3 separate regions of the Homo sapiens genome follow, and all the other regions are linked to region 2. The links are chromatin contacts, found by Hi-C or POLR2A ChIA-PET in ENCODE. All regions are on one chromosome and are shown on one strand. The core of a region is the stretch at or near the end of the contact, and the rest is flanking DNA. Distances in the headings are between cores, read along the strand shown. Region 1 holds the start of PIK3CD-AS1 (PIK3CD antisense RNA 1). Region 2 holds the start of KIF1B (kinesin family member 1B). Region 3 holds the start of H6PD (hexose-6-phosphate dehydrogenase/glucose 1-dehydrogenase).

Evidence for each region. Hi-C counts contacts between places; a loop is a spot of excess contacts on that map. ChIA-PET counts read pairs that join two places held with the same protein, here RNA polymerase II (POLR2A). Pooled maps may share reads with other maps.
Region 1: a loop to region 2 is called in a pooled map, with 5 times the contacts of the local background. The contact joins the promoter of PIK3CD-AS1 here to the promoter of KIF1B in region 2. A Hi-C loop is called at or near these places in 2 of 50 pooled maps. POLR2A ChIA-PET finds 5 or more read pairs at or near these places in 5 of 52 experiments (A673, GM12878, Panc1 and 2 more).
Region 3: a loop to region 2 is called in a pooled map, with 7 times the contacts of the local background. The contact joins the promoter of H6PD here to the promoter of KIF1B in region 2. A Hi-C loop is called at or near these places in 10 of 50 pooled maps. POLR2A ChIA-PET finds 5 or more read pairs at or near these places in 2 of 52 experiments (GM12878 and RWPE1).

The regions. Positions count from the first base shown.
Region 1 is chr1:9,653,175-9,655,874 of GRCh38, reverse strand. It overlaps PIK3CD-AS1 (PIK3CD antisense RNA 1), which reads left to right and starts at 1,289. Exons shown (of 2, transcript NR_027045.1): 1 at 1,289-1,677; 2 at 1,832-2,700. All of the region lies in intron 1 of PIK3CD (phosphatidylinositol-4,5-bisphosphate 3-kinase catalytic subunit delta), which reads right to left. RefSeq lists an enhancer at 1,902-1,951.
Region 2 is chr1:10,209,120-10,211,819 of GRCh38, reverse strand. It overlaps KIF1B (kinesin family member 1B), which reads right to left and starts at 1,250. Exons shown (of 49, transcript NM_001365951.3): 1 at 942-1,250. RefSeq lists an enhancer at 1-117 and silencers at 1,019-1,538, 1,569-1,648, 1,735-2,029.
Region 3 is chr1:9,233,459-9,236,171 of GRCh38, reverse strand. H6PD (hexose-6-phosphate dehydrogenase/glucose 1-dehydrogenase) reads right to left here and starts at 1,398. Exons shown (of 5, transcript NM_004285.4): 1 at 1,106-1,398. RefSeq lists a silencer at 986-1,545.

The sequences.
Region 1 (2,700 bases), core at 40-2,539, 560 kb after region 2:
AAATACTAAAAATAGCTGGCCATAGTGGCGCACATCTGTAATTCCAGCTACTCAGGAGGCTGAGGTGGGAGAATCGCTTGAACCTGGAGGCAGAGGTTGCAGTGGGCCGAGATCACACCATTGCACTCCAGCCTGGGCGACAAAGCGAGACTCCGTCTCAAAAAAAAAAAAAAAAAAGAAGAAAAAAGAAAGAAAGTAATAGGAAAAGGGACCCATTTCCAGGAGCCCTGACCCTTATCCGAGGTGGTAAGGTTGTGACTTCTGGGGAGGGAGGGGAGTTTCACGCATATCCAGCCAGTGCAGCTGGAAGGGGAACTTTCACAGGCCCTAGGGACTGTGCTGGCCCTCAGGGAGGGGAGAATGGCCGTTATTTTGGTAGGACCCACAGCAAGTCACAGTGTTTAGCTGCAATAAAAAAGGGGGGGGGGCGGGGGGTTCCTGGGTTTTTTATTTTTTCCATCTTGAAACTGGCAGCATTTCTGCTATGATTGCCGGGGATTTCCACCAACCAAACTAAAGACAACTCAGTCTTAGCGTTAACTGTAGGGAGAGAGGTGGCGTTTTGCCACCTTCGCTATTTATGAAACACTGTCACCGGTACCAAGATGACAATATTTTCCTCCCTTTCAAACAAGCCAGGCTCTGCCATCCTCCAGTGGATAGGGCCCTTCCTTGTCTCCTCCATCCCGGGGTACTGCTTCTAGACCATCTTCTCTAACAGCTTTGCTGAAAAACACACTTGTCCCCTGGGGAGTAGCTGAAGCCACCCTCCTGGCTGAAAGAGCTTTTTTTTCTTTTTTTTTTTTTTGAAATGTAGTCTCACTCTGTTGCCCAGGCTGGAGTGCAGTGGCACAATCTCAGCACACTGCAACCTCCACCTCCCGGATTGAAGCGATTCTCCTGCCTCCACCTCCCAAGTAGCTGGGATTACAGGTGCTCATCACCACGCCCAGCTAATTTTTTTTTTTTGCATTTTTCGTAGAGACAGATATTCACCATGTTGGCCAAGATGGTCTTGAACTCCTGACCTCAAGTGATCCGCCCACCTCGGCCTCCCAAAGTGCTGGAATTACAGGCGTGAGCCACCGCGCCCAGCCTGAAAGAGCCTTCTGAAGGTCCCACGTTAAGGAAACATTTGCTGGGGCCCCAAACCCCACCATCAGGCCCACACCGGCAGCTGGCCTCAGGGAGGGCGGGAACTGCTCTCTACACAAAAATGGTTTTGAAAATAACCCAGCCAAAGGGGAATTGCTTCATCCGTTGCACATTCACTTCTCCCTTTCACTGTGCAATTTAAGTAAAACAAGATGAAGCAGGAACCGACTCTCACCATCCCCACTCCCACCTCCATGAATTCCATCGGACAGTTGTGCGAAAGCGGGCTGGCTTTCGCACAACCATTGGTGGACTGTCTGTCCTGTAAGCCCCCCAGGGGCTGATGCCCTCCCAGTCTGCCTGCCCTGTTCTTAGCACAGCCCCTGGCACCCCGTGTGATCTCAGGAAACACTTGCTAAACATGGTATCGGAGGAGAAACGGAGCCCACAGCTTAGTGCAAAGACCTGGCGGCGTGGACTGAGGCTGCAGAAACGCAGAAACGCGCTTTTCCTGCCAGAAGGGGACATCTGCGTGGTCGGGAGTACCTCTGGGGCACGTGCCCTAATTCCAGAAACATCTAAGTGAGTAGTGTGGCCAATGTAGTCTGTTTCTGAACAGGGGCTGAAGGGCGGGGGAAGTGGGGCTCAGAAGGAGGCTAGCTTAGTTGTCTCTGGAGCAGGCAACTGGGTTGTTGTATTATGTTTCTCAGAGATGGGCTCTTGCTCTGTCACCCAGGCTGGAGCGCAGTGGCACTGTAATAGCTTACTGCAACCTTGAACTCCTGGCTTCAAGTGATCCTCCCGTCTGGGCCTCCCAAAGCACTGGGATGACAGGTATGAGCTACCGCTCTCAGCCACAACTGGGTTTTAAGAGCACTCCTCCAGCCCACTCCAGTGTCTTCCATCATTCTGTGAAAGCACCAAAAGAGGACCAAGCCCAGGAAGCCGCCAGCAGGCCTCTCACCAGCCAAGATGGCTGGAATCCTAATATCAAGAAATGAAACTCCAGCAGGCCATGGAAATGCTAAGGGGTTGGCATTTCTGCTCTAGAGAGAGCCAAAGAGAAAGCTCTATTTATATCTCCTTGCGTTTGGTCGCAGCCTCATCAACCAAAAGAACCTTCCGCCCCACTCAACACATCAATCAAATTGGGGAGGGGGTGTGAACAGCAGCAGCGGGTGTTACAGAGGAGTCTCAAGGGTATCTTAGAGGGTGCCTCTCTGAACAGTCGTCCCCTCCAAATCCCCCCCAAGAGAATTACTAGGACATTCTCCTTCCCCCGCAAGCAACGGCACCCCCAGATGATTAAACGCGCTGGCGTCGGAAAGAGCTGGGATCCTGGAGAAACTACTTGTAAACTGTGTGGGTTGGTGAGTTATTTAACTTTTCTGAGCCTTCGTTTCCTTAACTGTAAAATGAAGACAACACCACTCAGCTCCTACAGTTGTCCAGCTGAAATCACCTAGGTAAGAACGACCAGTTCTTTGGGGAGTAATGTCCCGATGGTACCATTCAATTGTCAAGAACACCAAGGCACCGTCAGGCACCCGGGCGGTATCCCACTCTCCTGGAAGAGAGCAGGGGGTTAGCCCTTGGTTTCAAAGT
Region 2 (2,700 bases), core at 1-2,500:
GCCCCCGCACTGGACGCAGAAGATGAATAGAGAAACACGGAATTTCACCCCAACAAGAATGGAATCTTGAAGGCAGTTTACCTTGGAAGCTCATTTAGCAATCAAGGAAAAAAAAAAAAAGGGATCTGGAAGCTCCATTCTGGCGTTAGGGGCGGGAATGTTTTGTGTTGCATGAACAATGACTAGCTTGCTCAAGCAGCCTCCCAACCCCCACAACTTGGCTTCTGGTCTGGCCAGTCACCCTGAAAGCTGCCAGGGCTGTCACTCGGTGCCTTCCAACAACTGGACTTGGCTCCTAAAGGATTTGTCAGATCATCCTCCCAATATGGCTGCCCGAGTAATCCCAGTCGGCTGAATGCCGAGACCACACCAGCCTTCCTCACACCTGGCCAGCATCCAACAAGCCCCCTCCCTTCCTATCGCACCCCTCTTTCCAGGCCTCGAGCCCTCGGCTCCCCCAGCGCCAAGCGATGACCTTTCCTATCGCCATCTGGCAAAGGGCATAACCACATTCCCAGCCGAAGCCCGATGCCCACCACAAAGGAGGAAAGGGGAGAGGGAAAATGAGAAACGATGGCTTCAAACGAAGCACAGCCGCCCCCCGGGCTGCAACGTGCGCGGAGCCCAGGGAACGGCCAGGCAGCGGCGGGTCTGGAGAGCGCTGGGCACAGCCGGGGCCTGGCAGCGCGGGGGAAACGGAGGGCCGGTGCAGGGCACTGCGGGGGCCCCAGCCGACCGCTGGACGCCGGCCCGGGACTCGCTGCTGGCCTAGGGAGGGGTCCCCTCCCCCGAGGGCGAGGCTCCCGCACCCGGCGCCCGTCCCGCGCTACCTCCCCTCAGACCCCGCCCGGACCCCGGCCCGGCCGCTCCTCCCCGCGGAAGCGGCCCCCTCCCCAACCCCGCGACCGCGGCGCCAACCGCGGCCAGCCCCGCCGCCTTACCTCAGCCGCGCTGCAGACCGACGGGCGGACCGGGTCAACAGGAGCCGCGGCGCGCGGGGGCGCGGGGGGCCGGGCACCGACGCACCTCAGCGCGAGCAGCGGCCGCCGCGAGCCGCAGGGCGCCGCTCCGCAGCCCCATCACGCAGCAGCCCGGCACCGCATCGAGGTGGGAGGTGGGCGGTGGGCGGCGGACAGGAGTGCGCGAGTGCGGGAGGCCAGGGCGCGGCGACGGCCGGCGGTGACGGCTGCGGAGGACGGGGAGCTGCTCCGACGCGCGCGGGCGCCTCCCAGGACCGCTGCCGTCACACTGCCCCGCTTCGGCCCTCGCGAAACTCCGCCCGCAGTCGCCGGCGCGGGACACCGCCCCGAGCTGGGCCTCTGCGCGTCACCTCGTATCCGCCCCGGCGCCCGCGACGGACACGGGCTGTGACCAATCACAGCACAGAGCTCGGGGCGGCCAGCCAATCGTAGGGTGAGCCGGGGAGTGGGGCTGCTGCGGGGGGCTGCAGGAACATCGAGCGCCCCCTGGTGGCCCTCGGGCCGGCTCAACCAGGGGTGCGGGCTGGCCAAAGCCGGAGCCCGGAGTTCCCTCCCGGGTGACCCCCAAGGGCATTCGTCGGAATCAGCCGCCCCCAGCCACCCCGATAATCCGCCTTATACGGGGACAAAAGATTGACTGAGTGGAGCGGGGCGGGGCCCAGGGGTCCTGACGCCCGCAGAGGAGCTGGGATCAACATGGGAGGCGCCGAGAGTGGAATCATTGTCCGTCGGAAAACATCTCGCAGGCGGAACCGGCCGAACGCGGCGCGGTGGGAGCGGAACCCCGAGAGGGGATGAGCGCATCCCGCGGGAAGCTGCCTGGCCTATTCTTACAGAACCCGAGCAAAACACCTCCCACGCGCCACCTCGGGAGAGAAGGCGGAATGAGTAATGGAAAAGCATGACTTGGTGGGCATTCCACTTGTCTCCTTGGGAGACCGCGGAAGGGCTGTGAGGAGAGGAACAAACGCTTTGCACCGTCCCTGAGTTAACGAGCCCAGCCCCCTTCTGGGAGATGCCCTTGAAGGAGGGAGAGTGGAAGTTAGAAACCCGGAGGACACAAAAGCACGAGCAGTGATTTCTTTAAAATCAGATTTAGATTCAGCTGGAAAGAAAAATCTCACTGTTCAGAAACTGTTCAATTCAGTACTTAACAAAATATAATCTTCAGTGATAATATATTCAATTATCAGGCCCAGGCCGAGCACTATTACTTTATAAGGTTGTGAATTATTTTTATTTACTAGCAGACATTGAAAGTAAAATCACATGTCTTCCCCTGAATTAAATACAGTATTATTGTGAGTAAAAGGTATTATGTACAAGCATATGCACTAAAACATCGAAATTAATTTTCTACACTAATAATTCTGGAAAATCTCCACCACCACTCAAGTCCTCAGACTCTTCATCCGCTTTTATTGATCACGTCTCATTTTATAGAATTTAAGCTCCACCTACCTGCAAAAGGATTTGACATAGCTTACACTAAAGCATACAGCAGTGAAACCGTATAGCTTTAAAATAGGCGTAAAATTCATAATAATGAAACAAGCAAGAGACTTTTTAAAAGCTGTTTGAATGAGAGGCATGCCTAGAAAGAAAAATTTTTTTGTTTTGTTTTGAGACAGAGTTTTACTCTCGCCCAGGCTGAGCTCAGTGGCACGATGTCAAATCTCTGCAACCTCCGCCTCCCAGGTTCAAGCGATTCTCCTGCCTC
Region 3 (2,713 bases), core at 149-2,648, 980 kb after region 2:
TAAAAAATACATAAAATTAGCCGGGTGTGGTGGCACGCGCCTGTAATCCCAGCCACTCAGGAGGCTGAGGTGGAAGAATCGCTTGAACCAGGAGGAGAAGGTTGCAGTGGGCCGAGATCGCGCCATTGCACTCCAGCTTGGGCAACAACTAACCATCAACCACAGAAAAATGCCAAGGAAAAACTCAGACAGCTTTTCATGATCTTCCAATCATAATGATGAAAAATTAAAGGGATATGATGCATAATTTAAAATACGCTGTCTGGGCGTGGTGCTTCACACCTGTAATCCCAACACTTCGTAAGGCTTAAGCAGGAGGATCGCTTGAGCCCAGGAGTTCGAGACCAGCCAGGGCAACATAGTGAGACCACTGTCTCTACAAAAGGTTTAAAAATTAGCCAGGCGTGGTGGTGTGCGCCTGTGGTCCCAGCTACCCCGGAGGCTGAGGCAGGACGATGGCCTGAGCCCAAGAGGTGGAGGCTGCAGGGAACCGTGTTTGTGCCACTGTACTCCAGCCTGGGCAACCAAGCAAGACCCCATCTTTTATAAGTAAAAGATTTTTTACTTTTATATAAAAAAGTAAAAAGATAAAATAAAAAATATGCCCATTTGACACCAGTTTTCCCTCATCTGCTGCCTTTCATGAGCCATGGGCCTGTTGTGGGTGCAGGGGGAGTGGGCAAGGACACTTCTTTCCAGAAGTTCTCACTTCTGGCTAAGCATTCAAGGTTGGGTGAGCTGATTTTCAGAGATCCAGAGAGGTTTGCCCCTGGAAAACCGTTCACTAGATCCGGGTACGGGAAACGCTATGTGAAACCCGAGGGCCAATCAATGCCAAAGATTAAGCAGGTCCCGGGGGAAATCTCGGAGTTCCCCCTCTCCTGGAACTCAGTTCCGGGAAGCCCAGGGAAAGGACAGCTCGGCCGCTCGGGGCGACCCTGGAGGGAGCCTGGCCGCCTCCTGAGCAGTTCCAAAGCCGCCAGCCCCAGGCTCCGTGGGGCTGGCAGCGCAGGCTCCGGGGCTCGGCGCGGCCTCGGGCCCGGCGGCAGCGCGGGTTGGAGGCGCCGGGGCCGGGGCGGCGGCGGGGCCGGCGGGGGGCGCTTACTTCCTCTCGCGCGGCGGCGCAGGCCGCTCCTCCGGGACACGGCCGGGGCGGCGCTGAGGGCCGGGCCCGCTCCCGAGGGCTCCCCTGCGCCCTGGGCCGCACCTCCTCTTCCGCAGGGCCCGTCACTCCGACAAGTGCGCGTGTCACGCGGCCACGCGCCGCACGACACTCCGATACCGCCCGCGGAGCCCGCGGCGGCCGCAGGGGAAGGCGCGAGGCCAAGGCCAGCCCGGCCGCCACCCCGCCCCAGGCCTCAGGCCTCAGGCCTCCACCGCCTTGCGCTCAGCAAGACTGGGGCCCGGGCCGGGGGCGCGCGCGGCGGGGGCGCGCGCGGCGGGGGCGGGGGCGGGGCGGGGGCGCCGGCGAGGCCACGCCCTCCGCTGGCGGCCGCCGGGGCGGGGCCTCGGAGCTTCCGGGGCGAGGCGGTGGGTCAGCTCCGAGCCTCCGCCCCCGCCCTTCCCTTCGGCCCCCTGGTGGCCGTGCGTCCTAGAGCTGTCCTGCCGCGTCCGAGACGCGCGCGGGACCCAGAAGTGGCCGAGGGACGTGGTTGTGTCGTGGAGGGGACCCGGGGTGCTGGCTGCTCCCTACGATCTGGCACCCGCTCTGGGACTCCTCAGGCCTCGCTTTTCCCCATCTGTAGAATGAGCGGCTCGGTCTTTCCCGTCTTCAATATCCAGAGTAGGGATTTAGAAGTCGGAGCGCACACGCTGGCCACGCCTCCGCGCACAGCTTCAGATCTCTGCCACCCCTTATCACTTGTGTGACCCTGAGTTCAGTTTCTTCATCTGTACAGTGGGGACAATGGGAGTACCTGCCTCCGGGGTTGTCTGGCACTTGGGTGCTTAGTAAGCGGAAGCTTGGACCCGTGTGGCAAATAGAAGACTTTTGCTAAGACATTGCTAAGAAAGACAGCAAATGGAATCAGGGCTTCTCTGTAGGGTGAGAGGTATTTAAGTGAGAAAACGGGATCAGCTGCCTCTCAGAGCACTCAGTCCCCTTCCTGTCCCCCACCATTATCAGGCAGTAGGTGGCCCTCACCATGCTCCCCAACCTGCTCCCCACTTTTTCTTTTTTCTTTCTTTTCTTTTCTTTTTTTCTTTTTTTTTTTTTTTTTTTTTTTTGAGACAGGGTCTCGCTCTGTCACCCATGCTGGAGTGCAGTGGCGCTATCACAGCTCACTGCAGCCTCCGCCTCCCAGGCTCAAGTGATCCTCCCGCCTCAGCCTCCCAAGTAACTGGGATCACAGATGTTCGCCACCACTCCTGACTAATTTTTCAACTTTTTGTAGAGACGGGGTCTCACTTTGTTGCCCAGGCTGGTCTCGAACTCCTGGGCCCAAGTGATTCTCCCACGTTGGCCTCCCAAAGTGCTGGGAGGAGATTCTGACCTGAGAGAGAAACTGTGCTGCAGCTTTTTATTTCCCGATGGTTCCATTAGAGGTGGGAGCGTCTGGAACTAGCAGTGGCAACTTGGCAGTGGCCGGCAGGACTGAATGGGGCCAACAGGCATGATTACCACACAGGATGTTAGGCAAGGGGTTCCGGGAAGGCTGGGAACTGAGGGGAGCTGGGCCTCACCGTCACCAAGGCCAGAGGCCATCCGGGCGCC